Linked DNA regions of Homo sapiens: region 1 is linked to region 2. Evidence: chromatin loops called from intact Hi-C (ENCODE). Cell type or tissue: body of pancreas. All regions are shown on one strand. Links, peaks and the distances in the headings refer to the core of each region. The heading gives the core; the rest is flanking DNA.

What was found. A loop is a pair of places that touch in the nucleus more often than their neighbours do. Peaks named below come from ENCODE experiments on the same cell type or tissue, not always from the same donor. Only the 100,000 strongest peaks of a DNase experiment are listed, where the experiment ranks them.
Region 1: a loop joins it to region 2, with 2.9 times the contacts of the local background. A loop is called at or near these places in 7 of 110 quality-filtered maps.

The regions. Positions count from the first base shown.
Region 1 is chr16:30,623,110-30,635,640 of GRCh38, reverse strand. No RefSeq gene overlaps it. Among named protein-coding and RNA genes, the nearest start is that of ZNF689, 19 kb to the right of the region's middle. RefSeq lists enhancers at 273-1,223, 1,224-2,175. In body of pancreas, for the core only: a CTCF peak has its summit at 6,712 (motif pointing right); a DNase peak (open chromatin) is centred at 6,720; H3K27ac peaks cover 321 bases.
Region 2 is chr16:30,034,313-30,046,843 of GRCh38, reverse strand. It overlaps a transcript of TLCD3B not described here. Among named protein-coding and RNA genes, the nearest start is that of TLCD3B, 9.3 kb to the right of the region's middle. RefSeq lists a silencer at 11,604-11,693. In body of pancreas, for the core only: a CTCF peak has its summit at 4,686; no DNase peak of the experiment used is centred there.

The sequences.
Region 1 (12,531 bases), core at 5,405-7,904, 590 kb before region 2:
CCCTGCCTGGATGGGGATAGTTTTGTAAACTATAGAGTGCCCCCAATTTTTAGTAAAGTTACAAAGAATTTTCACACATTTTGAGTTTTATGGAGCTAGAATGCACATCACAAATACACCTATTTGAAGTGTACAATTCAATTTTTGTGCTAGCATGAAAATTTTAGTGCACTTTCATGACCACAAAAAGAAACTGCATATTCATTAGCATTCACTCCCCATTCCCCCTAGTCCTTCTTTTTTTCCCTGGGCCATAGCGTCTGGCCAATGAAACGGATTTTTGTGCTAGCGCGGCCACAATCAGTACTAGTACATTTTCATCACCCCAGAAAGAACCTCTGTATTTATTAGCATTCACTCCCCTTTCCCCGAGTCCTTCTATAGATTTGTGTATTCTAGATATTTCATATTTTATAAAACACCTTCACACATTTTTACTTGACTTCCAGGATTTTTCTTTTCTCTCTTTTTTTTTTTTGAGACAGAATTCCGCTCTTGTTGCCCAGGCTGGAGTGCAATGGCGCGATCTCGGCTCACCACAACCTCTGCCTCCCGGGTTAAAGCGATTCTCCTGCCTCAGCCTCCAGAGTAGCTGGGATTACAGGCATGCGCCACTACGCCCGGCTAATTTAGTAGAGACGGGGTTTCTCCATGTTGGTCAGGTTGGTCTCGAAGTGTGATCCGCTCAAAGTGCTGGGATTACAGGCGTGAGCCACCGTGCCCAGTCCAGGAGGATTTTTCTTTGTAAGAACCTTTTACAATGATCTGTGGGGGTCCATCCCTCCTATTTTACAGGAGAAAATAGACGGTTATCTAGGCTTTGTGAGTGCCAAGTTCGCACGCGGCTTTCGACTCCGTGGCTACATTGTCGGGCCGGGATTTCGCGATTTCGAGGAGGGATGCTCGGCCTCCTCCTACTAGCGTGGTTGGGGCCTCGGCCAGGGCCGAGTTCCGCGGGGGAGAGCCCCAGGGTTCTGCCACCGCACCGTTGACCTAGAATGCACGTGGGGACAGCCAAAGGTCCAGTCTCCAGTCTCGGAACCCGCGGGCCCCCGAACACGTCTGCCTGCTTGGTCTTCTTTGAACCCAAGTCCCACCGCCCACCAGGATCCTAATGACGCCGGCCTGGGGAACTCCCACGCACGCGCCGTTCAAACGCCCCGCCCTCCGCGGCCCAATCACCGCACACCTTGTTTGGACGTTCGACCAGAAGCGTCCTATCAGCGAGCGCGATCCTAGAGACTGACCAGGATCCGTGACGCCCGTTCGGGTGGGCAGTGCCAGTGCGCTGAAGGGCAAGCCTCAGGGGAAGCTTGTTCCTTATTTAGTAAGATTAGCTTGACTAAGGGAGCGAAGGGCGTCACACTGCTTTTGGAAACAGGTGGTGAGGCTGGCGTCGCCATGTTTTCTAAGGGACTTTCTCAGGATCAGATCCAAGAGTGGTCCTTTAGGGCTTTTTTTTTTTTTTTTTGAGACGTTGTCTCGCCCTGTCACCCAGGCTGGAGTGCAGTGGCGCGATCTCGGCTCAGTGCAACTTCCGTCTCTCGGGTTCAAGCAATTCTCCTGCCTCAGCCTCCAGGGTAACTGCGATTACAGGCTCCCGCCACCACGCCAGGCTAATTTTTGTATTTTAAGTAGAGACGGGATTTCACCATATTGGCCAGGCTGGTCTTGAACCCCTGACTTCCAGTGATCCGCCAACCTCAGCCTCCCAAAGGGGCTTTTAAATGTAAGGGCCGCGCAGGGGCTCCGGGTAGGGCATGAAAGGTTGGGAGGGGCCCTAGCCATTGTCTTTTTTGTTATTGTTAAGGCTGACTTTTTTTAGGCTGTCGCCCATTCTAGAATGCAGCGGCGTGATCTTGGCTCACTGCAGCCTCGACTTCCCTGGCTCAAGTGATCCTCCCACCTCAGCCTCCCGAGTTGCTGGGACCACAGGTGCCACACCGCGCCCGCTTAATTTTTTTTTCTTTATATATATTTTTTTGTAGTGACGGGGTTTCGAACTCCAGGACTCAACGGAGCCTCCCATCTCAGACTCTGGGTGAGATTATAGGCGTTAACCATGACTCCCTACCCAGTATAAACTCAAACACACCAGGCGCAGCAGCTCACGCCTGTAATCCCAGCACTTTGGGAGGTGAAGGCAGGTGGATCACCTGAAGTCAGGAGTTCGAGACCAGCCTGGCCAACATGGCGAAATCCCGTCTCTACTAACAATAACAAAAATTAGCTGGGCGTGGTGGCAGGCGCCTGTAATACCAGAGATTCAGGAGGCTGAGGCAGGAGAATCGCTTGAACCCAGGAGGTGGAGGTTGCAGCCAGCCAAGATCGTGCCATTGCACTCCAGCTGGGGCAACAAGAGTGAAACTCTGTCTCAAAAAAACAAAAACAAAAGCAAATAAAATATTGCTGGGCGCGGTGGCTCACACCTGTAATCCCAGCAGTTTGGGAGGCCAAGGCGGGCGGATCACTTGAGGTCAGGAGTTTGAAACCAGCCTGGCCAACATGGTAAAAACCTTTTCTCTACTAAAAATACAAAAAAATTAGCCCAGCGTGGCAGTGGATGCCTGTAATCCCAGCTACTTGGGAGGCTGAGACAGGAGAATCCCTTGAACTCGGGAGGTGGAGGTTGCAGTGAGCCGAGATCATGCCATTGCACTCCAGCCCGGGCGACAGAGCGAGACTTTGTCTCAAAAAAAATAAAAAAATAAAAAAACCAAACATTTAAAAAATAAAAAACCAAACGAGGCTGGGCACGGTGGCTCATGCCTCTAATCCCAGCACTTTGGGAGGCTCAGGCAGGCAGATCACTTGAGGCCAGGAGTTGGAGACCAGCCTGGCCAACATGGTGAAACCCTGTTTCTACTAAAAATACAAAAATTAGCTAGGCATGGTCATGGGAGCCTCTAATCCCACAGGCTGAGGCAGAAGAATCGCTTGAACCTGGGAGGTGGAAGTTGCAGTGAACTGAAATTGCGCCACTGTACTCCAGCCTAGGCGACAGAGCGAGACTCCATCTCAAAAAATAAAACAAAACAAAACAAAACAAAAATGAAAAAAAAAAAAAATAGCTGGGCATGGTGGCGGGCGCCTGTGGTCCTAGCTCCTCAGGTGGCTGAGGCGGGAGGATCTCTTGAGCCCAGGAGTTTGAGGCTGTAGTGAGCTGTGATTGCACCATTGCACCCCAGCCTAGTGACACAGTGAGACCCCATGTCCATACACAACAAAAGCAAAAGAGGAATACAAAAATAGCTATATATTTTTAGTGTTTGCATTTAAGAAACTGATGCTTTTAACACAGTAATACATTACAATATAATTATTATACTCACAATATTGTTACAAGAGAAAAATAATACATAAGGCAAGATAATGAGGCCTAGTTCCTAATGAGGGTTTTCTTTCAATTCAGTGTCTCTAGGTCCAGAATACTTGCTTGAGGCTAAAATAAAGGTTTAAATTTTAGAGTTTTGGCTGGGTGTGTTGGCTCGGGCCTGTAATCCTTGCACTTTGGGGAGCCAAGATAGGAGAATGGCTGGAGCCCAGGAATTTGAGGTTACAGAGAGCTATGATCATGCCATTGCACTTCAGCCTGGGCAACAGAGTGAAACCCTGGCTCTTAAGAAGGAAAAAAAAGTTCGATAAGTATCCCCAACTTCCTAGTTGAGGACCTGTCAGAGTTGTTCCCCTCTTCCACCAGGGACTTCCTCTGGGTCTCCTACACCTGCTCTGCCTAATTTCTTCTCCCTCAGGATCTAAGAGGTCCAAACCACCTTTTAAATTTTTTTAATTTTTTTTGAGACAGAGTCTTGCTCTGTTGCCCAGGCTGGAATGCAATGGGGCGATCTCGGCTCACTGCAACCTCCGCCTCCCAGGTTCAAGCGATTCTCCTGCGTCAGCCTCCCAAGTAGTTGAGACTATAGGCTCCTGCCACCACACCTAGCTAATTTTTGTATTTTTAGCAGAGACGGGATTTCACCATATTGGCCAGGCTGGTCTCGAACTCCTGACCTTGTGATCTGCCTGCCTCAGCTTCTCAGAGTGCTGGGATTATAGGTGTGAGCTACCATGCCTGGCCAACCACCTTGTCTCTTGGATGGGACAAAAAAAGCTGAGATCTGTGGTATCCGAAGTTGGGGATCCCAAGGAGAAGGAAGGTTCCAAAAGATCCTGTTGAGACAAGAGAACCCTTGTATGCCTCAAGTCAGACTTCTCAGGGCCTATCATTTGCAAAGATCTCCCACTACAGAAACTGTCTGGGGCAATTTCAGTACCTTTTCTAGGCATTTCCATTCTCTTAGATTCCAGGTGGCACCAGGCTTCTTCCAGGCTTGAGGAATATAACAGTGGGTTTCTATTTCCTTCTTCTTTTTTGTTTATTTATTTGTATATCAATGGGTTTCTAAAAGTAACACAACTGGCCAGGCACGGTGGCTCACGCCTGTAATCTCAGCACTTTGGGAGGCCGAGATGGGCAGATCACCTGATGTCAGGAGTTCGAGACCAGCCTGACCAACATGGCGAAACTCCATCTCTACTAAAAATACAAAAAGTAGCTGGGCGTGTTGGCATGCACCTGTAGTCCCAGCTACTCAGGAAGCTGAGACAGGAGAATCACTTGAAGCTGGGAAGCGGAGGTTGCAGTGAGCCGAGATCCCACCACTGCACTCCAGCCGGGGCGACAGAGTGAGATTCTGCCTCTAAATAAATAAATAAATAAATAAATAAATAAATAAATAAATGTAACACAACTAAAATCTTTTCTTCACTCACCCCTTTCCCTGTGAATGATACAGAGAGAGAGGGCTGCAAAGTACAGGTAGGGAGGAAAGCTATATTTTGTTTAGCATATAACTGAACTCAGGTCTTGTACCACATTCTTTTTAAAGAGGGTCCCTTTAATTATCACACTTAATCTTCGTGACAACCCTAAGAGGGAGAAATTATTATCCTTGGAAATTAAAGCAGAAAGGCTCTCTTGCCAGTGAGGAGCAGAGGTTAAGTTTGCTTTGTAAATGGGAATTCTCAAGGAAACATAAGCTCTTTGGAAAGGGGCCCAAAGATGACTTTAAGTGTTTGAAGCTTTAGGTACATTGCTTTTGGTTGGAGTGGGAGAGTTGTGAAGGTCAGTCCATGCCTGGAATCCCTCCAAGGTGAAGATCAGTGTTTCCTGTGCCAGTCATTTAAAAAGATTAGAATGGGCCGGGCACGGTGGCTCATGCCTTAATCCCAGGGATTGGGAGGCTGAGGCAGGAGGATCACTTGAGCCCTGAAGTTCGAGACCAGCCTGGGCAACATGATGAAACCAGGTCCCTACAAAAAATGCAAAAATTAGCCGGGCATGGTGGTGCATGCCTGTAGTCCTAGCTCCTTGGTAGGCTGAGGTGGGAGGATCACTTGACCCTAGGAAGTCGAGGCTGCAGTGAACTGTGATTGCACCACTACACTGCAGCCTAGCGATGGAGTGAGACCCTGTGTCTGTCTCTGTCTCTCTCTCTCACACACACACATGCACGCACACACACACACACAGTAGCACGAGTTGGGATCTCAGTTTTTTTATCCAGATTGAGGGTAATATCTTCTAGAAGTCTAAATGAATCAGCCTGAGAGAGTGATGGAAATGGGAGATACCCTAATAGCCAAGGAATGGAACACTGAAGCTGACTGTACTTCTATTGATGGCTGTTGTGATATCTGTTCTTCTTGGTTTAAAAGAATTTAGACAAGAGACACAACAAAAAAAGTGTAGCATATAGTAATTTATTGCAAAAGAAAAAATATTTTGTAAGTTAGATGCCACAGCCTGGGCAACCCGTTTCTACTAAGAATAGAAAAATTAGCTGTGTGTGGTGGCACACACCTGTAGTCCCAGATACTCGGGAGGCTGAGGTGGGAGGATTGCTTGAGCCCGGGATGCGGAGGTTGTAGTGAGGTGAGATCGCATCTCTGCACTCCAGCCTGGGTGACAGAGCGAGACTCTGTCTCAAAGAAAAAAAAAAGTTAGGTGCAGAATAGACAGGACATCCTGAGAGCGTGAGGATTCTGGGCGGGCTGCTGGTAAGGATGAGACAGCAAAGACTGACACTAGGAAGAGTCCCTTTATGGGAGTCTTACACGATTATTCATAAGGGGATGGGAAGAGGTGTCACTAGTAAGCTTGTTCTGGGTGGTCCTCTGGGTGCACATGCACAGTAGCTGTACATGCTTGTTCATTCCTCGTCATTCAGCATCTTAAATCTCCACCCAGGGGTGTGTTTTTACTATTATAATGAGGAAAGGATCAGTTTGAGGACGGGTAAAATGAAAATGTGCATGCTCTCTAGACGGGACAGTCCCTACTGAAGATAGCTTTGCTTGAATGAGCTCAATTACAATGCGAATGCTGAGGCTTATTATGTTGGTCACCACGGCCGCTGCATCCCAAGAACATGATCATCAACCTTCAAGGCTTCTCCAAGAATGTATACTGTAGTGTGTCTCACTGCTTAGAGATAGCAGAACATACTAGGAAGCAGCCTTCTTGTTGGCCAAGCTCTATCTCCCTCAGATAACCCTTTGGAAATAACTGCCTACCATAGACCCCATACTTGACACAGGTAATGCATTTAAATCTCACATGACATTTCTGTGAAATAGGTAGCATGATCCCAGCTTCACAGATGAACCCCTCACTTGCTTACTTCCAACAGCTGCCGCCAGGTGGAGCCAGGGTTCAAAGGAGGTTCTGATTCCAAGGCCTGACCTCTTCCCTCTGAACTACGAATGAACCTATTCCATTTCCTGTGCCTCATAGCCTGTAAAGGGGGTGAATTATGGAATGAGGGTCCGCTGTACGCCTCTAGGAGTAAAAAGACAATCTGTTCCTTTGGGTGGAGGAGAAGCACCGAGGAAAGAGTAAAGCAAAGACAATCGTTTTCTTTTTTCTTTTTTTTATTGAGACGGAGTTTCCCTCTGTCGCCCAGGCTGGAGTGCGGTGGCCCGATTTCGGCTCACTGCAACCTCCACCTCCCAGGTTCAAGCGATTCTCCTGCCTCAGTCTCCCGAGTAGCTGGGACTACAGGTGCGCACCACCACGCCCAGCTAATTTTTTTTTTTTTTTTTTTTTTGAGACAGAGTCTCGCTCTGTCTCTCAGGCTGGAGTGCAGTAGCGCGATCTCGGCTCACTGCAAGCTCCGCCTCCCGGGTTCACGCCATTCTCTTGCCTCAGCCTCCCAAGTAGCTGGGACTATAGGCGCCCGCCACCACGATCGGCTAATTTTTTGTATTTTTAGTAGAGACGGGGTTTCACCATGTTAGCCAGGATGGTCTCGATCTCCTGACCTCGTGCTCCGCCCATCTTGGCCTCCCAAATGATGGGATTACAGGCATGAGCCACCGTGCCTGGCTGAGACTCTACTTTCAATTCTTTTGCCTAGTACCTGGAATTGCCAGATCATATCGTAATTCTGTGTTTCTGCTTTTACTTTTTTGAGAAACTACTATATTGTTTTCCACAATAGCTGCACCATTTTTGCATTCCCATCAACAGTGCACAAGAGTTTCAATTTCTCCACATTATCATCAGCACTTATTTCTGAGTGTTAATAGTTCTTTTTTTTTTTTTTTAAGACGGAGTCTTGCTCTGTCACCGAGGCTGGAGTGCAGTGGTGTGATCTCGGCTCACTGCAACCTCCACCTCCCGGGTTCGAGCAATTCTCCTAACTCAGCCTCCTGAGTAGCTGGGATTACAGGTGCCGGCCACCACGCCCGGCTAATTTTTGTATTTTTAGTAGAGACGGGGTTTCACCATGTTGGCCAGGCCAGTCTCAAACTCCTGACCTTGTGATCCGCCCGCCTCGGCCTCCCAAAGTGTTGGGATTACAGGCATGAGCCACGGTACCTGGCTTGATGTTTCTAATAGTTGCCATTATAATGAAGGTGAGGAAAGTATATATTTTTGAATATTGACCACAGCCTCACCCTAATCATCCCTGCTGAAAACAATTGCTTTATTAATTTGTTTGTTTGTTTTATTTGAGAGACAGGGTCTCCCTTAGTTGCCCAGGCTGGAATGCAGTGGCACAGTCATAGCCCATTGTAGCCTCAAACCTTTGGGCTCAAGTGATCCCTCTCAGCCTCCTGAGTAGCTGGGAATACAGGCGCACGCCACCACGCCCTATTGCTTTATTTTTTATATTTTTGAGATGGAGTCTTGCTCTGTCGCTCAGGCTGGAGTGCAGTGGTGCGATCTCGGCTCACTGCAACCTCTACCTCCTGGGTTCAAGTGATTCTCCTGCCTCAGCCTCCTGAGTAGCTGGGATTACAGGCACACGCCACCATGCCTGGCTAATTTTTATATTTTTAGTAGAAACGGAGTTTCACCATGTTAGTCAGGCTGGTCTCAAACTCCTGACCTCGTGATCTGCCCACCTTGGCCTCCCAAAGTGTTGGGATTACAGGCATGAGCTACCATGCCCGGCCTATCATATTCCCTTCTACACAGGCATAAGCAATCTGACAAATGATATCTCTGTTTGTTGCACACACGATCATCCTGTATTTGGATGTGTTGTATTTATTTTTATCCTTTATCACCAAGCATTTCCGAGCATAGTAATGTGGTTTTACCCTCTTGTTGTCTTCTAAATTTCACTTGGTATCTCTTAAAGTAGGCCTTATTCTTTTTTCCTTCTTTCTTCCTTTTTTTTTTTTTTTCTGAGACATGCAAGCTGGAGTGGGCATGGAAGTGCAGTAGCGCCATCTCGGCTCCCTGCAACCTTTGTGTCCCAGGCTCATGCAATTCTTCTGCCTCAGCCTCCTGAGTAGCTGGAATTACAGACGTGTGCCACCACACCTGGCTAATTTTTATATTTTTAGTAGACATGGGATTTCGCCATGTTGGCTAGGCTGGTCTTGAACCCCTGGCCTCAAGCAATCCACTGCCTCAGCCTCCCAAAGTGCTAGGATTAAGGTGTGAGCCACTGTGACTAGCCTGAATTTTGGCTTTGAATACCCTAAGCTTAGAAGATCTGTGTGCTCCTCCTGGCTGGCCTCAGAGGGGCCAGAGTTCACCGAGCCAGGTTTGTGGGCCTGCCCTTATTTCTCATGGCGTAGCTTGACATTAGAAGCTTCCCAGAACTTTCTGTATGTAAATAATTTGGTGACTTGGCATTTAGGATGGAAACAGCTGTTTCTGGGGTTCTGTTGAGATATCAGTTTTTTGAGAAATCTGTTTCCATGGCAATGCCCACATTTACGTTTTTGTTTGTTCGTTTGTTTTGAGACCAGAGTCTCACTCTGTTGCCTAGGCTGGAGTGCAGTGGCACAATCTCGGCTCACTGCAACTTCCGCCTCCTGGGTTCAAGCGATTCTCCTGCCTCAGCCTCCTGAGTAGATGCGATTACCACCACGCCTGGCTAATTTTTCTATATTTTTAGTAAAGGCAGGGTTTTACCATGTTGGTCAGGCTGGTCTCGAACTCCTGACCTCGTGATCCGCCCACCTCGGCCTCCCAAAGTGCTAGGATTACAAGCGTGAGCCACCACGCCCGGCCTTTTTTTTTTTTTTTTTTTTTTGAGATGGCGTCTCACTCCCATTGCACAGGCTGGAGTACAGTGGTGCCATCTCAGCTCACTGCAACCTCCACCTCCCGGGTTCAAGTAACTCTCCTTCCTCAGCCTCCCGAGTAGTTGGGATTACAGGTGTGTGCCACCATGCCCTGCTAATTTTTTTGTATTTTTAGTAGACATGGAGTTTCACCATGCTGGTCTCGAACTCCTGACCTCAGGTGATTCACCCGCCTCAGCCTCCCAAAGTGCTAGGTTTACAGGCGTGAGCCACCGCGCCTGGTCTTTTTTTTTTTTTTTCGAGACAGAGTCTTGCTCTGTCACCCAGGCTGGAGTGCAGTGGCATGTTCTCAGCTCACTGCAACTTCCATCTCCCGGGTTCAAGGGATTCTCCTGCCTCAGCCTCCCAAGTAGCTGGGATTATAGGCACCCGCCACCATGCTGGGCTGATTTCTTTTTTTTTTTTTTGAGATGGAGTCTCGCTCTGTACCCTAGGCTGGAGTGCAGTGGCGTGATCTCCACTCACTACAAGCTCCGCCTCCTGGGTTCACACCATTCTCCTGCCTCAGCCTCCCGAGTAGCTGGGACTACAGGCGCCTGCCACCATGCCTGGCTATTTTTAAAAATATTTTTAGTGGAGACGGGGTTTCACCATGTTAGCCAGGATGGTCTTGATCTCCTGAATTCGTGATCCACCCGCCTCAGCCTCCCAAAGTGCTGGGATTACAGGCGTGAGCCACCGCGCCTGGCTGCCAGGCTGATTTTTGTATTTTTAGTAGAGACGGGGTTTCACCAGGTTGGCCGGGATGGTCTCCAATTCCAGGGTTCCAGTAAGTTGAGCTGCCATGCCCAGACCACCTTATAATTCTTAGTTCCAATTATCTTGTCTCTGCAAAACAAGAATAAGAAAGAACAGAAGGAAGAAATGATGGCCAAAAGCGAAACAAGAAAAAAGAAGAGAATTAAAAAATAAACTTAAAAAAATGCAAAGGAAAAAATAGAAACAACAACCAAACAAACAAATAATAAATAAATGGGGGTCAATGGCCGGGCGCGGTGGCTCACGCCTGTAATCTCAGCACTTTGGGAGGCCGAGACGGGCAGATCACGAGGTCAGGAGATCGAGTCCATCCTGGCTAGCACGGTGAAACCCCGTCTCTACTAAAAATACAGAAAATTAGCCGGCCTTGTGGCGGGCACCTGTAGTCCCAGCTACTGGGGAGGCTGAGGCAGGAGAATGGCGTGAACCTGGGAGGCGGAGCTTGCAGTGAGCCGAGATCACGCCACTGCACTCCAGCCTGGGCGACAGAGCAAGACTCTGTCTTAAAAAAAAGAAATGGGGGTCAAGAAACTGAATGTGGCCTGTGTGAGGAAGTGGTCAGTATGTCACAAGTAGCAGGACCCCTGGAGAAGCCAAAGGCCCTATCTGCAGGGCCTGTGGCCAGACATGGCCTGGGGGCTCCTCAACCATGAGGTGACAGTGCACTCAGGCTCCAGTGGCTTTGGCTCCCTCCTCTTCCTGGGCAGCCCCTCCAAATCCACTTGCTGGAGCAGCCCTTCCCTGTAACTGCCCACCCCCTCAAAGCAAGGGTCTGCTCCAGCATCCGCTCATTCATCCACAGAGATGAGACACCCTGCTGCTGCCCCCAGAGTGGCCACTGTGTTCGAACAAGTGGGGCTCTGGCCACCCACAGGCACACACATGAGGGAGAAGCCGTAGGCATGTCTTGACCGTGGGCAGCTCTTTGCCTCCATCTCACTGTTGGTCCAATACCAGGAAATCCACTCTGGTGACCGTCCCCATGTTTGTGTGTTGGAGGCCGAAAGAATGAGGGTTGTGACCAACTCAGTATACCACTGGAGGCTATATGAGCAAACAGCAAACTGTTCTCATGGATGCAGGATGTGGGCAAGCTGACAACTGCATCTGCCGCCAGAAGGAATGCTGAGGATGGTCATGCCGTAGGTGAAGTGTTCTTTGTGGTTATCTATAGGAACATCTGGAGCCTGTTGTATAAAGAAAGCAATTATGTGAGCCTGTGATAAATCAAGCAGCTGATCAACCGTTGCCTCGTCCTCCCTGTCGATTCTACCTAATAAATACGAAGGGCTGTAGAAGCTCAGGGCCCTTATTCCCTAGAAGCAAGGAGCCCCCTGACCCCTTCCTTAAAACAGATCCTTTTGTCTTTGTCTTCATTTCTGCGTTTGTCCTCCTTCATTCAGTCCCAAACCAACAGCCACAAGTGGTGCCTAATCAGGGACGTGAAGGAAGAAGATCTGCTGGAGCAGAGAAACTGAAACTGACCAGATGAGTGAGAAACCCCAGGACAAATCTGCTGGCAGAGGATATAAGGTCAGTGCCCTAAAGAGATACTGGGAGTGGGAAGTTTGTGAATCAGGGTAACGTGGGGCAGAATTTGTCAACTGAGGAGCAACATTATGTGCAGTTGCTTAAAGTTTTACTTAAACAATCTGGTGCTCAGGTTAGTTCTCAAACACTAAGCTGCTGCAGGAGGTTGTTATGCATAACCCATGGTTTCCACAGACAGGCATCTCGATGCGGAAAATTGGGACAGTGTAGGGGAAGGATTAAAACAGGCTTATCAAAAAGGTCTTAAAGTTGATCCTTCTGTTTTGACTTTATTCCATACTGTCCTCCTGCCATTGTCTCCTTCTTATTCTGCCGGACAGCAGGAGCCATGTTCTGAATCTCAAATTTCAAAAGAATCTTTTGTCCCTCCAACAGCGCCCATTGAAATAATAAACAGGAGAGGGAGGATGAAAATTGGCCTGTACCGCCCCCTCCAGTAGTGGACACACGTGTACTGTCTCCTTCAGTAACAGAAATAGAGACCCCAAAACAAAGAATTCTACGCTCTGCTGCCATAGCTGGAGAGCCCTTCGAACCTTGTGCTTTTCCTATTTCTATAAGGCTGGATCCAAATAATCCACAGCAGTTTATTCATGAACACACCCCACTAGA
Region 2 (12,531 bases), core at 3,578-6,077:
CCAAGGCTCAGAGGAGTTGAATCCCTTGCACAAGGATGCCAGGCTAGTGACTGGCAGAAGCAGGACTTAGGCCTGGCAATGGGACTTGGTGTGTGCTCAGTGGAGGCTCAGAGAGGTTGTGAAATTTGGCCAAGGTCACACAGCCAGTCTATGTGAGAAGAAAGGGATTGGACCCTTAGCTGTCTGACTCCAATCACCTGCTGTGCCCTCAGCTTTTTCTGGTGTGCAGATAGAGGGTGGGACTGGCATTGCTTGGGACAGTCCCTAACCTGGGACAGGTAAGTAAAAATACTAAATAATAAATGCTCTGGCACGCCAGCCAGGACTTGCCCCAGAGCCCAGGCGGGGGGAATCGGACCCTTCCCTGGGTATCATGTGGGAAACAGGCCACTTCTGGCCACTTATTGTTTACTTATTCACAGCCTTTGATGATATCACACTTGCACACCTCCGCAGGGCACCCGGTGGAGAGGATGAGTGAAACAGCCTGTGGGCGGCAGAACCTGGAAGAACAGAGAACGGTAAACTCAAGGCCAAGGGTAAATTGGGTGGCGGGTCTCTAAGGACTGCCTGGGGGTGAAACTCACCTGGGGAGACAGGCTAGGGGAAGGAAAGATGGTGGCCAAAGTCACAGAGGCTTGGATGGGCCCTCCTATACCCCTGCCCTGCACTGCCCCTCCACACGTGGTGGACTGCCTAATGCTCTATGTTTTGTTTGTTTTTGTTTTGTTTTTGAGACAGGGTCTCCCTCTGTCACCCAGGTTGGAGTGCAGTGGCGCGATCATGGCTCACTGTGGCCTCCACCTCCCTAGCTCAAGCGATCCTCTCACCTCAGCCTCCTAAGTAGCTGGGACTACAGGCACACAGCACCACGCCCAGCTAATTTTTTTGACTTTTTGTAGAGAGGAGGTCTCACTGTGTTGCCCAGCCTGGCCCCATGCTTTCTGGCTGCACACCCAGGCCAGGACAGGCTGGTGTGTCTCCCTTCCTCTGCTGGGATGTCCTGAACACCCATTGACCACCCGACAAGGGTTCAGAGTATGTGGTGCATCCCATCTTGGGTTTATTTTAGGTGGTATGTCAGCAAGAAGACACACACACACACAAACACACACCACACACACAAACACACACAACACACACACACACAAACACACACCAAACACATCAACACACACACCATACACACACCACATAAACACACATACCACACACAAATACACACACACACCACACAAACACACACACCACTCACCACACACATACCACATACACCACACACACACCACATACACCACACACACACACCACACATACCACACACACCACACACACACACCATACACACCACACAAACACACATACCACACACACAAATACACACACACCACACATGCACCACACACACACCACACACACTACACAAACACACCACACACCACACACACCATACCCACGCACACCACACACACAAACCACACACACACACACCACACACACAAACACACACAAACACCACACACACACCCCATACACCCACCCCACACACACCCCACCACACACACACCACACACATCACACACACACCACACACACACCCTGAACAAGCTACTCTCTTTCTCTTTCCAATTCCCTTTCAACGCTTCTGATTACTGCAGGAGAAACTCTCAATTTGCTGCCAGAAACCCTTTAACACCTTTCTCTCTGTGCTTATCTTTTTGTTCTTTTTTTTTTTTTTTTTTTTTTTTTTTGAGATGGAGTCTTGCTTTGTCGCCCAGGCTGGAGTACAGTGACACGATCTTGGCTCACTGAAATCTCCACCTCCTGGGTTCAAGCAATTCTTCTGCCTCAACCTCCTGACTAGCTGGGATTACAGGTGCATGCCACCACGCCCGGCTAATTTTTATATTTTTAGTAGAGATGGGGTTACACCATATTGGCCAGGGGCTGGTCTCGAACCCTTGACCTTAGTTAATCCGCACCCCCCCGCCGCCCGCCGGCCTCCAAAGTGCTGGGATTACAGGCTTGAGCCACTGCGCCCGGCCTGATCTTTCTTTTTTGAACAAGGAGAGAGCCAGCCTCCAGTTCAGAATGAGCAGCTGCCCATAGTATCTAGCTAGAATGTTATAAAATGTGTTTTCATTTTGTATATTTTTTGTTACCTTCTGTTTATCACAGGTGGTACTGGTTTTCTATTTTCCAGAGTGATAAAAAGTTTCCTTTTAAAGTACATGGTAGCCACAGTGGCTTACTTCTGTAATCCCAGCACATTGGGAGGCCAAGGCAGGCAGATCGCCTGAGGTCAGGAGTTTGAGACCAGCCTGGGCAACAGGTTGAAACCCTGTCTCTACTAAAAAAAATACAAACAATTAGCCGAGTGTGGTGGCAGGCACCTGTAATCCCAGCTACTCGGGAGGCTGAGGCAGGAGAATAGCTTAAACCCAGGAGGCGGAGGTTGCAGTGAGCCGAGATCGCACCATTGCCCTCCAGCCTGGGCAACAAGAGCGAAACTTCATCTCAAATGAAAGAAAATAAAGTACATGGTTAGTTTAGCACTGTGGCTCATGCCTGTAATCCCAGCACTCTGGGAGGTGTGAGGCAGGCAGATCACTTGAAGTCGGGAGTTTGAGACCAGCCTGGGCAACATGGTGAAACCCCATCTCTACTAAAAATACAAAAATTAGCCAAGTGTGATGGCACACACTTGTAATCCCAGCTACTCCAGAGGCTGAGGCAGGAGAATCGCTTGAACCTGGGAGGCGGAGGTTGCAGTGAGCTGAGATCGCACCACTGCACTTTAGCTTGGGAGACAGAGTTAAAAAAAAAAAAAAAAGGACATGGTTAGCTCATGCTAACCATGGTGGTTCACACCTATAATCCCAGCACTTTGTGAGGCCGAGGCAGGAGGATCGGGCGTATTGCTGGAGCTCAGGAGTTTGAGACCAGCATGAGCAACATGGCGAAACCCTGTCTCTACCAAAAATACAAAAAATTAGCCGTGCATGGTGGTGGCTTGCCTATGGTCCCAGCTACTCAGGAGGCTGAGGCAGGAGGATCACTTGAGCCTGGCAAATGGAGGTTGCAGGAAGCTGAGATGGCACCACTGCATTCCAGCCTGGGCAACAGAGTGAGAACCCCATCTCAAAAAATAATACATGGTGAAAAACAAAACAAAACGCACAACCTGTGCTCTGAAAATCAGATTACTTGGTTCAAATCCCCGCTTGTGCCACTTTCTACCTGCATGACCTTGAGCAAGCCACACAACCTCTCTGTGCCTCAATTTCCTCATCCGAACAGTGACTGAGAGTATGTCTCACCTGACACGTGATTTGTGCCTATAATCCCAGCACTTCGGGAGGCCAAGGTAGGAGAATGCTTGAGGCCAGGAGTTTGAGACCAACCTGGGCAACAAATCGAGACCCCCATCTGTAGGAAAAACTTAAAAAATAAGCTGGTAGTGATGAGCCTGAGAGCCTGTAGTCCCAGCCACTTGGGAGGCTGAGGCAGGAGGATCCCCTGAGCACAGGAATTTGAGGTTACAGTGAGCTAATCGTACCAGTGTACTTCATCAAGGGAGACAAAATGAGAGACCCCGTCTCAAAAATCAAAACAAAACAAAAACCCCAGTATGTCTGTCTTAAGATTATTGTGGATATTATGTTAGTTAATATATATAAAGGGCTTAGATTGCTGCCGGATGTCTAGTAAATGCTCTATAAATGTTTGCTTTTTTTTTCTTTTGGAGACGGAGTTTTACTCTGTCACCAGGCTGGAGTGCAGTGGTCTGATCTCGGCTCACTGCAGCCTCTGCCTTTCAGTTTCAAGCAATTCTCCTGCCTCAGCTTCCTGAGTAGCTGGGATTACAGGCGTGTGCCACCACGCCTGGCTAATTTTTTTTGTATTTTTAGTAGAAATGGGCTTTCACCATGTTGGTCAGGCTGGTCTCAAACTCCTGACCTCATGATCCACCCACCTCGGCCTCCCAAAGCATTGCGATTACAGGTGTGAGCCACTGTGCCTGGCCTAATGTTTGCTCTTATTAGGTCAAATAGAGAAAAACAACAACAACAATAACAACAACAAAAAACACCCATAACTGACCATAACTGAGGTTTTTTTTTGTGGGGAAACAAAGGTTTGGAGAAGCTAGAGGCTGAGTTAGGATATTGGTAAGTTTCTGGATTCCCAGTCTAATTGCCAGCCATTTCAATCTTCAATAATTAATATAACCTCTCAGCTTCCACTTAATCACTTGCAAAATGGAACTAATCCTATCTCATTGGATGTTGGGATTGATGTGTATAAAGGCGGATCAGAGGCAGGGCACGGTGGCTCATGCCTGTAATCCCAACACTTTGGGAGGCCAAAGCGGGTGGATCACTTGAGGTCAGGAGTTTGAGACCAGCCTGGCCAACATGGTGAAACCCCGTCTCTACTAAAAATACAAAAATTAGCTGGGTGTGGTGGTGGGCGCCTTGGGAGACTGAGGCAGGAGAATCGCTTGAACCCAGCGGGGGCAGATTGCAGTGAGACAAGATCGTGCCACTGCACTCCAGCCTGTGCAAAAGAGTAAAACTCCATCTGAAAAAAATAAAATAAAATAAAATAAATAAGTAAATAAATAAATAAAGGCGGCTCAGAAAATGAGCATTAGGACAATGATGCCTTCTCAACTGGTATAATATCGCCCCCAAGGGGGCAAAAAACTTACTCTTTTTAATATGGAAAAGATATATGTAAATAGACATAAATATATCTGTGTTATTAAACTTTCGTGATAGGCAGCGATTAGAAAAAAAAGTGTAAAAAGGGCTCCTTAGGGGAACAATAATGAAAGAAAAATTGAGAAACACTGCTCTCCAAACCAAGATTTTTCCCGCTTGGCTTGTTTAGCCACTAGTGGGCAGTGAAATTGGCTTAATGGGTCATGATCAATATTTGGTGGAAAAATGGTCTAGAAAATTCCACAGGGCACTGCATATAGTAAGTCAGAATGTGTTGTGCAAAGGTTTTCCATTCAACGTGTGGGTGCATGAACTGCAGTCACAAAATAAAAGATATCTCGGCTGGGCGCCATGGCTCACCTCTGTAATCCCAACACTTTTTTTTTTTTTTTTTTGAGACAGAGTCCCACTCTGTGGCCCAAGCTGGAGTGCAGTGGCGTGATCTCGGCTCACTGCAAGCTCTGTCTCCCAGGTTCATGCCATTCTCCTGCCTCAGCCTCCCAAGTAGCTGGGACTACAGGCACCCACCACCATGCCCAGCTAATTTTTTGTATTTTACAAAAATTACAGGCGTGTGTAATCCCAACACTTTGGTAGGCCAAGGCGGGCAGCTCACTTGAGGTCAGGAGTTCAGACCAGCCTGGCCAATATGGTGTCTCTACTAAGAATACAAAAATTAGCCAGGCGTGGTAGCATGCACCTGTAATCCCAGCTACTTGGGAGGCTGAGGTAGGAGAATCATTTACGCAGGAGGTGGAGGTTGTAGTGAGCTGAGATTGTGCCACTGCACTCCAGCCTGGACAACAGAGTGGGACTCTGTCTCAAAAAAACAAAACAAACAAACAAAAAATAAATACATAAAGAAATAAAATAAAAGATATCTCTTGTGGGTCACTATTAAAAAAATTTAAAGCCATTGCTCAAAACCACAATTTTCTCCTCTCATATTTTCTCTCTCAGACAAGCCTGTGCAGCCTTGGACTGTTTTGCTCTCAACAAGAAGAAATCGACAAGGAAAGGAAGAAATGTAGGAGAGAGTCCAGATTCCAGTGAGACTCGGGCCTGACTCTAACCAGCTCATGGCCTGTAAACTTTCCTCCCTTCCACATTTTCTTGTCTAGGGTAAGCACAGGTGCAGAGGAAAATGACCATCCCTGGTCACACTCAGTGGCTCACGCCTGTAATCCCAGAATTCTGGGAGGCTGAAGCAGGAGGATCGCTTGAGCCCAGGAGTTGAAGACCAGCCTGGGCAACATAGCAAGATCCCATCTCTAGAAAAAAAAACCTCCCCAGATTAGCCAGGTGTGGTGGTGCACGCCTGTCATCCCAGCTACTCAGGAGGCTGAGGTGGAAGGATCACTTGAGCCCGGGAGGTGGAGGCTGCAGTGAGCTGTGATTGTGTCACTGCACTCCAGCCTGGGTGACAGAGTGAGACTCTGTCTCAAATTTAAAAAAAAAGAAAAAGAAAATAACTGCAGAGGGGTGCTACTCCTCCTCACTCCTTCTGCCTCTCCTACTCTCATCCCTTCTCTTCCCCTTTTTCCCTCTCCCACCTTCTCTCCTCCCCTCATGCCTTCCCCTCTCTTCGCCTCCTTTTCTCCAGACTTGGAAGGCAGCGGTCACATTTACCGATTTTGTCATGTACTGTATGGTCTGAAGCATGTCATTCAACTTTTCTGAGACTCAGATTTCTCAGCAGTAAAATGAGGAAGTTATTTGTAAGGTGGCATAGATGATTAAACGGGAACATGTATATAAAGTATTTCAGCCTGGTGCCTGGCATACAGTGGGTGCTCAGAATGACAGTAACTGGCTACTGGCTACCGTGTGAAGTATTGTAGTTTCTATGCATTGGCATGATTTAGTCCTCACAATGAGCTATGCAGGAGCTGGGCAAATAGCAGGGCAGGCTGCCTGGTTTCAGACCCCAGCTCAGGATCTTTTCATATATATATATATATATATATATTTTTTTTTTTTTTTGAGACAAAGTCTTGCTGTGTTGCCCAGATTGGAGTGCAGTGGCACCATCTCGGATCACTGCAACCTCCGCCTCCTGGGTTCAAGCAATTCTCCTGCCTCAGCCTCCTGAGTGATTGAGATTACGGATGTGCACCACCATACCTGGCTAATTTTTGTATTTTCAGTAGGGATGGGGTTTCGCCATGTTGGCCAGGCTGGTCTCGAACTCCTGACCTCAGGTGATCCACCCCCTTCTGCCTCCCAAAGTGCTGGGATCACAGGCGTGAGCCACCATGCCTGGCCGCTCTTGGTTTAACTTTTAATTTTCAGAGTCCCATCCAGAGGGAAGAAAATAAAGTAGCTAAAGAAGCAAACACTGGCCGAGCATGGTGGCTCATGCCTGTAATCCCAGCACTTTAGGAGGCCAAGGCAAGGGGATTGCTTGAGGCCAGGAGTTCAAGACCAGCCTGAGCAACATAGCAAGACCCCATCTCTATAAAAAGTACAAAGATTCCTTTCCATAGAACATAGCTAAAAATTTTTTTTTAAATACAAAAATTAGCTGAGTGTTGTGTGCACACCTGTAGTCCCAGCTACTCTGGAGGCTGAGGCAGAGGCTAAGGAGGATTGCTTGAGTCCAGAAGTTTGAGTCTGCAATGAGGTAGGATCATGCCATTGCATTCCAGTCTGGACAACAGAGTGAGACCCTGTCTCAAAAGAATATGAGGAAGAAGCCGGGCGCAGTGGCTCACACCTGTAATCCCAGCACTTTGGGAGGCTGAGGTGAGCAGACCACCTGAGATCAGGAGTTCGAGACCAGCCTGACCAACAGGGAGAAACCCCATATCTACTAAAAATACAAAATTAGCCAGGCGTGGTGGCGCATGGCTGTAATCCCAGCTACTCGGGAGGCTAAGGCAGGAGAATCGCTTGAATCTGGGAGGCGACGTTTGCGGTAAGCTGAGATTGCGCTATTGCGCTCCAGCCTGGATACCTGGATAACAAGAGCGAACCTCCATCTAAAAAAAAAAAAAAAAAAAAAAAAAAAAAAGAGAGGAAGGAGGAGGAGAAGGATAAGTTCTGAAAATATGAATGAGGATGTCTAAATTGTATTCAGTGGTGTTTTTTCCCTCCTTTTTAAAAAAGCCTTTCAGTTCCTTAGGAAAATAAGTTTATGTTTTCTATATCTGCCTAACATTATAGGGACAAATAAATTCAGAAAATATGATTTTAAAAAATTTTTATTCACTTCCTGACTGTTTAACCTTGGACAAGTTACCAAACCTCTCTGTGCCTCTGTTTTCTGATCTGTAAAACAGAGGTGCAGTAATAATCCCTACCCACAAGGTTGCTTTGGATAAATGACTTGATATTTTTAATTAAATTTTTTTTTTTTTGAGACAGAGTCTCGCTCTGTCGCCCAGGCTGAAGTGCAGTGGCGTGATCTCGGCTTCTCAGCTCACTGCAACCTCCGCCTCCCAGGTTCAAGCGATTCTCCTGCCTCAGCCTCCCAAGTAGCTGGGATTACAGGCACATGCCACCATGCCCAGCTAATTTTTGTATTTTTAGTAGAGATGGGGTTTCACCATGTTGGTCAGGCTGGTCTTGAACTCCTGACCTTGTGATCTGCCCGCCTTGGCCTCCCAAAGTGCTGGGATTACAGGCGTGAGCCACTGCGCCCAGCCCTTAATTGATTTTTTTAGAGACGGAGTCGCACTCTGTGGCCCAAGGCTGGAGTGCAGTCTCGTGATCAAAGCTCACTGCAGCCTCAACCTCCTGTCCTCAAGTGATCCTCTTGCCTTGGCCTCCCAAAGTGCTGGTACTACAGGTGTGCACCACCACACTTGGCCTTTTTTTTTTCTTTTAGAGTCAGAGAATGCAGATCAATGTCTGACCTGTAGTCTAAGCAGCATTTAATGATGTGACACTAATTATTAACCCAACCTCACAGATGAAGAAATTGAGGCCCATAAAGGCTTTGCCCACCATCATTCAGAGAAAGGAAGAGCCTAAATTTAGAATTTTAAAAACTGCAGCTTCACTTAAGGGGCACACATTTTAAGAGGATGCCTCGAGAATGTTTACATATGTATACACTGGTGATCAATATAAGGCCATTTCCAACACTTCAGAAGGTTCCCTGGGGTCTCCTCCCAGTCAATACCTTCCCCAAGTTAAACGCTGTTCAGATTTTTCATGATAGATGTTTTGCTTTTCTGAATTTGATGTAAACAGAGCCATACAGTGTGTTTCTTTATTTGTTTCTTTATTTCAGCAATAGGGAAGTGAAATGTTTCTTTGATTATCTGTGGACTCTGAATTTGAAGTCCATGTACACCCACAGTAGAAATGGCCTTCTTTACCTTTTATCCTACACCGCCTTTTAAATCAATAATTACTTAGGACTACTTTTTTGGGGGGGCAGGGTCTTACTCTGTTGCCCAGGATGGAGTGCAGTGGTATGATCATAGCTCACTACAGCCTTGAACTCCTGGGATCAAGCAATTCTTTCCATTCTTTCGCCTCATCCTTCCAAGTACCTGGGACCACAGGTATATGTCATTGCACTGGACTATTTTATTCTTCTTCTTCTTCTTTTTTTTTTTTTTTTTGAAACACAGTCTCGCTCTGTCGCCCAGGCTGGAGTGCAGTGGTGCCATCTCGGCTCACTGCAAGCTCCGCCTCCCAGGTTCACGCCATTCTCCTGCCTCAGCCTCCGGAGTAGCTGGGACTACAGGCGCCCGCCAACGCGCCTGGCTAAATTTTTTGTATTTTTAATAGAGACAGGGTTTCACCGTGTTAGCCAGGATGGTCTCGATCTCCTGACCCCGTGATCTGCCCGCCTCGGCCTCCCAAAGTGCTGGGATTACAGGCGGGAGCCACCGTGCCCGGCCTATTATTCTAATTTTTTGTAGAGACAGGGGTTCCACTATGTTGCCCAAACTGGTCTTGAACTCCTGGCCTCAAGTGATCCTCCCACCTCGGTCTCTGAGGTGCGGGGATTCCAGCCTGAACCACTGCACTTGCTGTTTTTTTTTTATTTTATTATTTATTTATTTATTTATTTATTTTTTGAGACAGAGTCTCTGTCGCCCAGGCTGGAGTGCAGTGGCGAGATCTCGGCTCATTGCAACCTCTGCCTCCCGGGTTCAAGCGATTCTCCTGCCTCAGCCTCCTGAATAGCTGGGATTACAGGTTCCCACCATCACGCCTGGCTAATTTTTGTATTTTTAGTAGAGACAGGGTTTCCCCATGTTAGCCAGTATGGTCTCGAACTCCTGACCGCAGGTGACCCACTCGCCTCAGCCTCCCAAAGTGCTGGGATTACAGGCGTGAGTCACCACGCCCGGCCCTGCACCTGCTCTTATTTCCCCTCTCCTTTTCTTTCTTTGAGCCCTGTCCCTGAAACATAGCTGTCCATCAAGTCACCAATGGATTCTAATTGGCCAATTCTAGGCAAGGCTTGCTGGAACCGCCCCCCAGCCCCCACAGGAAGCAAATGATAGGGCACATGTATCAACTGGCGGGCCATTAGGAGGATGGCACCTTCTAGCCACTCCACCAATGGAAGAGCATACTCCTGCCCTCCCCAACTGCCTCTACAGAGCAGCCTCGTGCCTTTGCAGTTTGACACCTTCCTTTTATCCCGAGAAGGTCCCTTGGAAGACACTTCAGGAAGGCAGGATGGCAGGACCTGGTTCCCTTCATCCTGCCTGTGCCTGCTCCACACCTCTGCTCCCCAGAGTAGATGGGAGGGGAGGTCTTTCTAAACAAAAATGATATCTATGTAAATATATGTAGTTTCAGGCTTGCACCTGTTATTTCTTTTGTTTTCTTTTTTAATGGAACAACAATCGCTTTGGCTTTATTTTGTTTTTTCAACAAATGTCATTTTAAAGTTCCAAATATCTTGACAACCCCCTCCCTTCCTTTTTCCAAGTTCTGGGTGCTGAGGAGAAACATCAACCTCCCTTTCTGTCTTCCAACCTGTCCCTCTGAGGTGAGGACTGGGGAGAAGGTAGAGGTGACTTAGGGTGGGCGGCGGGCGGGGCATGCAGAAGATGGAAAATGGTGGAGTTTAAGAGTAGGAGGAGCTGGGTGCAGTGGCTCATGCCTGTAATCCCAGCACTTTGGGAGGCCGAAGCGGGCAGATCACTTGAGGTCAGGAATTCGAGACCATCCTGGCCAACACAGTAAAGTCCTGTCTCTACTGAAAATACAAATATTAGCTGGGCATGGTGGCGGGCGCCTGTAATCCCAGCTACTCAGGAGGCTGAAGCAGGAGAATTGCTTGAACCCGGGAGGTGGAGGTTGCAGTGAGCCAAGATCACGCCACCACACTCCAGCCTGGGCAACAAGAGTAAGACTGCATCTCAAAAAAAAAAAAAGAAAAAAGAAAAGAAAAGAAAAGAAAAGAAATTGTCTAAATTGAGTGTTTAAAACAAAAAATTGGGATAATTAGGATGTCGAATTGCCCCGGATGAGGAATATTAAAAGAGTAATAAGGATGCTAGGAGCTTAGAGAAGAGGTTTGCCTGGTGGCTTTCAATGGCCACAGATGGATGGGTCTCTTGGGGCTTGCCTCATTGGGGGTGAAGAAGGCTGCTGGGGGGTCTGAGGGTGTTGTGTTGAGGTGTTCTCATGGCCGTCTTTTTCTGCCTTCTTGGCTGCAGGCAGGCATGACCCTGCTGTTCGCAGTGGGTTGCGTCTTCTTCCCGTTGTGCTTCACTGCCCTGCGCTGGGGCTTGCAGAACCACACCAACCTGCAGATGGAGAGACAAGAGGCTGTCCTGGTAGCATCCAAGTAAGAGGACCAGGGTGAGGGTGTCCTTCCTGGGGCCATGGCTGGTGGAACTGATCTTTTACTTTCAGAATGAGTTTGTGGTGAAAGCAGAAGCAGAGTGTGGAGTGGAGCTGGAATGTGGAGTCAAAAGACACCAGCAGGCTGGGCGTGGTGGCTCACGCCTATAATTCCAGCACTTTGGGAAGCTGAGGCAGGTGGATCACCTGAGGTCAGTAGTTCAAGACCAGCCTGGCCAACATGGTGAAACCCTGTCTGAACTAAAAATACAAAAATTAGCCAGGTATGGTGGCAGGTGCCTGTAATCCCAGCTACTCTGGAGGCTGAGACAGGGGAATCACATGAACTCGGGAGGTGGAGGTTGTGGTGAGCTGAGATGGCGCCACTGCACTCCAGCCTAGGTGACAGAGTGAGACTCTGTCTCAAAAAAAAAAAAAAGAAAAAGAAAAAAAGACACCAACAGTGGGGTCTTTTGTGAGTCATTTAACTTCTCTGAACTTCAGATCCCTCACTGGTAAATGGGCTTAATAATAACACCCCACTTTCCTTTCTTCGTGGAGATGTTGTGTGAGGATCATATGAATCAGCGTCTGTAGAGCAGGGGTTGAAAACTGCTGCAGATAATATGAGGGCTGTGGGCTCTGCAGGGATGATATAGGCTGGAGGACTCACCTTCTCTGCTGAGGGCCAGTGCTGCTCAGCTCCAGCCACTGATAATGTTATATGGTTAGAACGTGGGCCAATATTTTCGGAGTTATGATTCTTTGTCGTTGTTGAGACAGGTTGAGACAGGGTCTTGCTCTGTTGCCTAGGCTGGAGTGCAGTGGCACGATCATGGCTCACTGCAGCCTTGAACTCCTGGGCTCAAGCAATCCTCCTGCCATAGCTGGGACTACAGGCAATGCACCACCAAGCCTGGCTAATTTTTTTTTTTTTTTTTTTTGGTAGAGACAGGGTCTCACTATGTTGCCCAAGCTAGTCTTGAACTCCTGGGCTCACAGGATTGTTCCTTCTCAGCCTCCGAAGTGCTGGGATTACAGG